2 separate regions of the Homo sapiens genome follow, and region 2 is linked to region 1. A link is an interaction called in ENCODE POLR2A ChIA-PET data of the cell type or tissue named here. Cell type or tissue: GM12878. All regions are shown on one strand. Each heading gives the region's core, and the rest is flanking DNA. Links, peaks and the distances in the headings are about the cores only. Region 1 overlaps PIK3R6 (phosphoinositide-3-kinase regulatory subunit 6). Region 2 overlaps PIK3R5 (phosphoinositide-3-kinase regulatory subunit 5).

What was found. ChIA-PET counts read pairs that join two places held together with the same protein. Peaks named below come from ENCODE experiments on the same cell type or tissue, not always from the same donor. Only the 100,000 strongest peaks of a DNase experiment are listed, where the experiment ranks them.
Region 2: POLR2A ChIA-PET joins it to region 1 with 5 read pairs; 4 of 35 experiments call an interaction of 5 or more read pairs at or near these places.

The regions. Positions count from the first base shown.
Region 1 is chr17:8,805,642-8,808,553 of GRCh38, forward strand. All of the region lies in intron 18 of PIK3R6 (phosphoinositide-3-kinase regulatory subunit 6), which reads right to left. Among named protein-coding and RNA genes, the nearest start is that of MFSD6L, 7.7 kb to the left of the region's middle. RefSeq lists enhancers at 1,210-1,349, 1,360-1,459, 1,470-1,749 and a silencer at 1,596-1,796. In GM12878, for the core only: no CTCF peak of the experiment used is centred there; DNase peaks (open chromatin) are centred at 857 and 1,560; H3K27ac peaks cover 2,497 bases.
Region 2 is chr17:8,961,305-8,964,216 of GRCh38, forward strand. The region is part of intron 1 of PIK3R5 (phosphoinositide-3-kinase regulatory subunit 5); the gene reads right to left. Among named protein-coding and RNA genes, the nearest start is that of PIK3R5, 2.9 kb to the right of the region's middle. In GM12878, for the core only: no CTCF peak of the experiment used is centred there; no DNase peak of the experiment used is centred there; H3K4me3 peaks cover 2,345 bases; H3K27ac peaks cover 2,209 bases.

The DNA.
Region 1 (2,912 bases), core at 274-2,773:
GCGGTGGCTCATGCCTATAATCGTAGCACTTTGGGAGGCCAAGGTGGGCAGATCCCCTGAGGTCAGGAGTTCGAGATCAGCCTGGCCAACATGGTGAAACCCCATCTCTACCAAAAATACAAAAAAATTAGCCAGGCGTAGTGGCGGGCATCTGTAGTCCCAGCTACCTGAGAGGCTGAGGCAGGAGGATCGCTTGAACCCAGGAGGCAGAGATTGCAGTGAGCTGAGATTGCACCACTGCACTCCAGCCCGGGCAACAGAATGAGACTCTGTCTCAAAAAAAAAAAAGAAAAAGAGCCTGTGGCACCTTTAGTGCTCTGTGCTCTGGAGCTGTCAGGCACAGTGGGAAGGTTGTGGTCAGGGGGGCAGGCAGTGGAACCTAGTAGGCACTGACTGGACAGCTAATGGAATGATTGTTGATACTGGAATGTCACTTGTGACCCTCCAAAAATACCTGGAGAGACTGCAGGGGGCTGAAGTCCTGCATGAGCTGGGGGAGGGTGGGCGAAAGCCAGGTACGTTCTATTTGCCATAATGAATGGAATTGCACCTGAACTGATTGCACCTGGTGAGAGAGATGCATGGTTTCCATAGGTTAGGTGACTGGGGATCGAATGTGACCCACTGAAGCCTGCACAGTGGTAGCCATGGGGCCAGCTCTCTGACTCTCAACTTGGTGTTCCTTCTTTAGCATCAGGCTGCTCTAGGTGTCTCTGGCAGGATTTGGGCCTCCACGCCCTGCCCATGGACCTAGCCCCACCTTCTAGGTAATCACACACAGTCTCTGGGCCTCCTCCCACCTGCCTGCGGTGTGGGCAGATGCCTTTCATTTCCCTTTGTGGTCTGCACACCTAGACACACTCTACCTGCTTGGCTTTGGCCCATAAGGAGCACAAGAGTCTTAGATTTTAGTCTATAAATGAAGCCATGGGAGCCAGTGGAAAGGGCCAGATGCAGAATTTGCAAAGGATCCCACTCTCTGTAAGACTAAGGAATGGGCAAAGTGCTGCTAATTGTCTCCTGTTCTCTGTTGGTGGCCTAACAACATACCCCAAAGCCCCAGTTCTTCTGTTTCTGCTTTATTTCCCACTTCTGTTCTATTTCAAACTTCCAATCCAGCTAAGGTCATATCTGACCCTTAAACTTACTGAGCTAGCCACAGGCCCTTGCCCCCATGCCATTCTTCAAGCTGTCTCTGCCTTCTTACTCCAGCTCACCATGAGCTTCCCCTCAGTGGTTATCATCCAGTCCATGTGGACAAAACATGTATGTGGACCTGCCTGGTTCTGAGAGGAAAGCACAGCTACTGGAATTTTCCCCTAGCAAGTCCCTGTAGGGATAAAAGGGAACTTGCTGAAGTGATAAGTTTAGACTTTCAAAAAGCCCCTGACCAGGTTGTTTAAAGAGGTCATTAAAAACAGAAACCACTTTAAGGAACTTTGAAAGAGGAAATGCAACAGAAGGGTAAATAGGTCCACTTTGGAGCCTAAAACTTCAATATGGGGTTGCCCTATACGAAGACAGATTTCAGCTCAAGGCAGACCTCTCAGCCAATCAGAACTCTCCTACAGTGGATAGGCTGCCTCAGAAAGCGTCAGCTTCCAGTTCCGGCTTGAGATCTAGGATGAGGTGGAAGGTGGATTAGATGACTCAACAAACATCCGGTGAGGCCCTGCTGCAGGCCAGACACCACACCAGCTAAGATGAGGATCCTGAGTCTAGGGAGTTTGCAGGCCATTGACATACAAAGATCATGCCATTTATAGTGTCACAAATGTTTCCATAGCTGTGTCCCCAGGGTCCTATGGGAGCACAGAGGTGGTACACTTAGCTCACCTAGGTGAGGGGAGGAGGGTGGAGGATGTGGAAGGAAGGGGGAAAAGCATTAGGAAAGGCCTCCTGAGGGAGATGACACCTGAGTCTCAACTTGTAGGATGAGTAGAAATTATAAAAAGAAGGTGGGCAGGTGGAAGGGAGGAATGAGGTTTCAGGTCAGGCAACTAGCGTGAGCAAAGGCACAGGGATGTGACTTCAGGAACACTTCCCAACACATGGTGGGAAGAGCCTCCAGGGAGTGCCCAAAGCTGCAGATGGAGAAGAAGGGGAGTGAAGCTATGCAACACTGAAGAGTTTTTCTGCCCCTGGAGAATGGGAGAAGATGGAGGAGTTTTAAGTACGGAATAACATGGGCAGGAAGGTGGACTTAAGGAGGATCAGAGTATTGCCGGGGAGACCAGCTGGAAGGAGATAGATGAAGGTCAGACTTGGGGTGACCAACTTGCTTGATTTGCCTGGGACTTTCCTGGTGTTAGCACTTAAAGTCCCAAGTCCAAGAAACCCCTTTAGTCCCAGGCAAACAGGGACAGTTGGCCAACCAAGCTGGACCAGAATAGAGAGGACAAAGAAGGGAGAGATTTGAGAAGTGTTCCATCGGGACAAAGGAAAGTGAGGAAGAGGAGGCACCAGGGATGACTCCTGGGTTTCCGGCAGAGGTGATTGGTTAATGATGGTACCATTAAACGAGACAGGAGATATAAGAAGGAGATGAAATAAAAATGACTGCTAACACATACATAATGTTTACTTTAGCCAAGCACTCTTCTAAGAGCTTCGCATGCCACAATCAATCCTCATAACTGGATGAGGTAGGTAATGTTATTATAGCTGTCCCTCCATATCTGCATATGTGGAACCTGCACATACAAAAGGCCAACAGTAAGAGACTTTAGCATCCATGGATTTTTGTATCCTTGGGGGTCCCGGAAATAATCCCCATGGATACTGAGGAATGACTGCCTCCCCTTTTTATAAAATGATACTGAGTCACAGAGATATTAACTTGCTTAACATCATATAACTGGTAAATGGCAGAGGCAAGATCTGAATCCAGACAATCTGGCTCTAGAGAGCTC
Region 2 (2,912 bases), core at 188-2,687, 160 kb after region 1:
AAAGTCATGCAGCTCTGCAGCGTTTTCAGCTGAAAAGTGACTCACGCAGGCCGGGCGCGGTTGCTCACACCTGTAATCCCAGCACTTTGGGAGGCCAAGGCGGGCAGAACACCTGCGGTCTGGAGTTCGAGACCAGCCTGGCCAACTTGGCGAAACCCCATCTCTACTAAAAATACAAAAATTAGCCAGGCGTGGAAGCGGGCGCCTGTAACTCCAGCTACTCGGGAGGCTGAGACAGGAGAATTGCTTGAACCCAGGAGGCGGAGGTTGCAGTGAGCCGAGATCACGGCACTGCATTCCGTCCCGTGTGACAAGAGCGAAACTCTGTCTAAAAAATAATAATTTAAAAAAAAATGAAAATAAAAGTGACTCACGCAGATGTGTAATCTTACATCACCATGGCAGCAGGAGAGAAGCTCCATGGAAGCAGGAGTCTCCTGTGGATGCCGAACTCTAGGGCCCAAAGTCTAGCAAGCCACTTGATAGACTCAGAAGACTCAAGAAGGACCCAGGATCTTCTCTGTGCCATGAAAGTCATCCATTTCTTCCCATTCATCAGCCCCCAACCCCCTTTTGGGTGTAACTTGCTGTAGCTGTGACTCACTTATCTGGAAGTCACTTAACCGATAACCTCAACTATCCAGAACCTAGCTGCTATCCTACAAGCAAGCAACCAAACAAAAGCACCTCGTGGCCACAATTCATGCCCCCAAATTGTGTTGTATGGGGCATGCGCTTGACACCCACAGGAACACCTAGGCCACCACTTAGGCTTGGTCAATTCTGGTTAAGAGCAGACGCCAGAGTCAGCCCAGCTCTGGCACCACCTAAATGTGTGGCCTTGGCCCTCGGTTTTCTCATATGTGAAATGGGGGCAATAATTGTAGCTACCTCAGAGTGTGACTGTGAAGATTAAAGGACATGACATACTCAGCACAGTGCCCAACACCATGAAGTCATAGCCAAAGGAGAAAAGGACAGGGAGAAAGATGAAAGAGAACGAAGCATGAATGTACAAAAAGACACAGGGTACAAAAGAGAATGGCAGGCCAGAACCATTTGATGAAAATTTCAAGAAATTATTCAATCATATCCAACATGCTACATTTATAAATGCAAGCAACATACTTTACAAAGATTTCTTTTAAAACATAATACAATGAAAAGTTCTGATACTTAGAAGGTAGAGCTACTGGAAAAATTAATGTATGAAAGCTATGAGAACAACATAATTCTGTGTGGACCTGTGTATCGCTAACACATCCCCCAAATCTATAAAAAGTGCACTGTATTTAATAGAATCTAAGATGCCATCAATTGTAAGATGCACCGTTATTTTGTGTGGCAATAAGGAAGAAATATTGTTGCCTATTATAATTGGAAGATGCCATAAACAGTAAAATGCACCTTGATTTCAGTGAAATTCATACAATTAGCACATTCAGTGCTAAAATGTGAAAATATGTACATCTTCAAATTGATGAAATATTTTACTATGTAATATATGTTTGCTACGGGAGGGTATCATCTTCCCTTTGGGCAGAAGTCAGATGTACTCTTTCCTTTCTCTCCTCCCACCCCATCTATATCTGAGGCTCAAAAATCAAATTAAACACCTCTCCCTTGACTTGTTAAGGATCACTCTATCTTCTTCTTCCAGGAGCTTTCTCTGTTTTTTAAATTTTATTTTTTGTTTTTGTAAAGACAGGGTCTCACTCTGTTGCCCAGGCTGGAATGCAGTGACACGATCATAGCTCACTGCAGCCTCGAACTCCTGGCCTCAAAGCCTTGGCTTCCCAAAGTGCTGGGATTATAGGCATGAACCACTATGCCTGGCCAGCTTTCTTTCTTAACACATTGGTTCAGGCTTTTAGCTCACCAGCTGAGGCCAAACAGGCATTCTGGTTCTCAGAGGTCCCACAGGGCCACGCAGCTCAGTCCCTTGGGATGAGCATCTTTGAAGAAAGGCCAAGTCAGCACAGCTTGAGTGCTCAGTGGAACCCAAGCTGGGGCTTCCAAACTCTAGGCTACCCAGGCAAAAAGGATCCTGGCTCTCCTCCTCTCCCACTCCTCAGCCAGCAGGCCCCTGATGGATGGCTAACACAGGGGTATGGAGCAGCCTGCACCCCTGCCTTCTCATCCTCATGCCAACATCAACCCCAAATGCTCTTGTCACCCAGTGCCACCAGTTAGCATCCAACCTATTCTTCTTCTTCTTCTTCTTTTTTTTTTTTTGTTTGTCTGTTTGCTTGAGATAGGGTCTCTCTGTGTCTGCCAGGCTATAGCGCAGTGAAGCGATCATAGCTCACTGCAGCCTCGAACTCCTGGGGTCAAGCAATCCTCCCACTTAAGCTTCTCGAGTAGCTGGGCAACCTGTTATTCTTGAGGGCAATAATCAACAGTGAATGGGAGGGAGGAAAGGCAAGCAGGGAGGCAGAGACTGTCTGCTTCTACTGCAGCCTGAGGAGGGAAGATAATGAATCATCCCTCTCGTAAGCTAGAGATGAAAGGAGGGAGGTTCTTAAAACCCTAATGAGGCTCAGCACACAAAGACCCCAAGCCTTCCTGCCCTCACAGTCCTGGTTTGTGAGGCTTCAAAAAGCAGGGGAGGGAGCCCTGAAGCAAGAAAGTAGCTTGACCATCCAAAACTGTCTTCTTTGTCTTCCACGGGTCCACAGGCAAAGACCCACACCACCACAGCCACAACGAGGAAACACGGAAGCCAGCGTTCTACAAACATCCACGGAGCATCTCCCACGTGCAGCCGTTCTCATCATACATGCCTCACTTAATTTTCCACACTGGGCCAGGCACAGTGGCTCATGTCTATAATCCCAGCACTTTGGAAGGCCAAGGTAGACGGATCGCTTGAGCTCAAGGAATTTGGGACCAACCTGGGCAACATGGCAAAA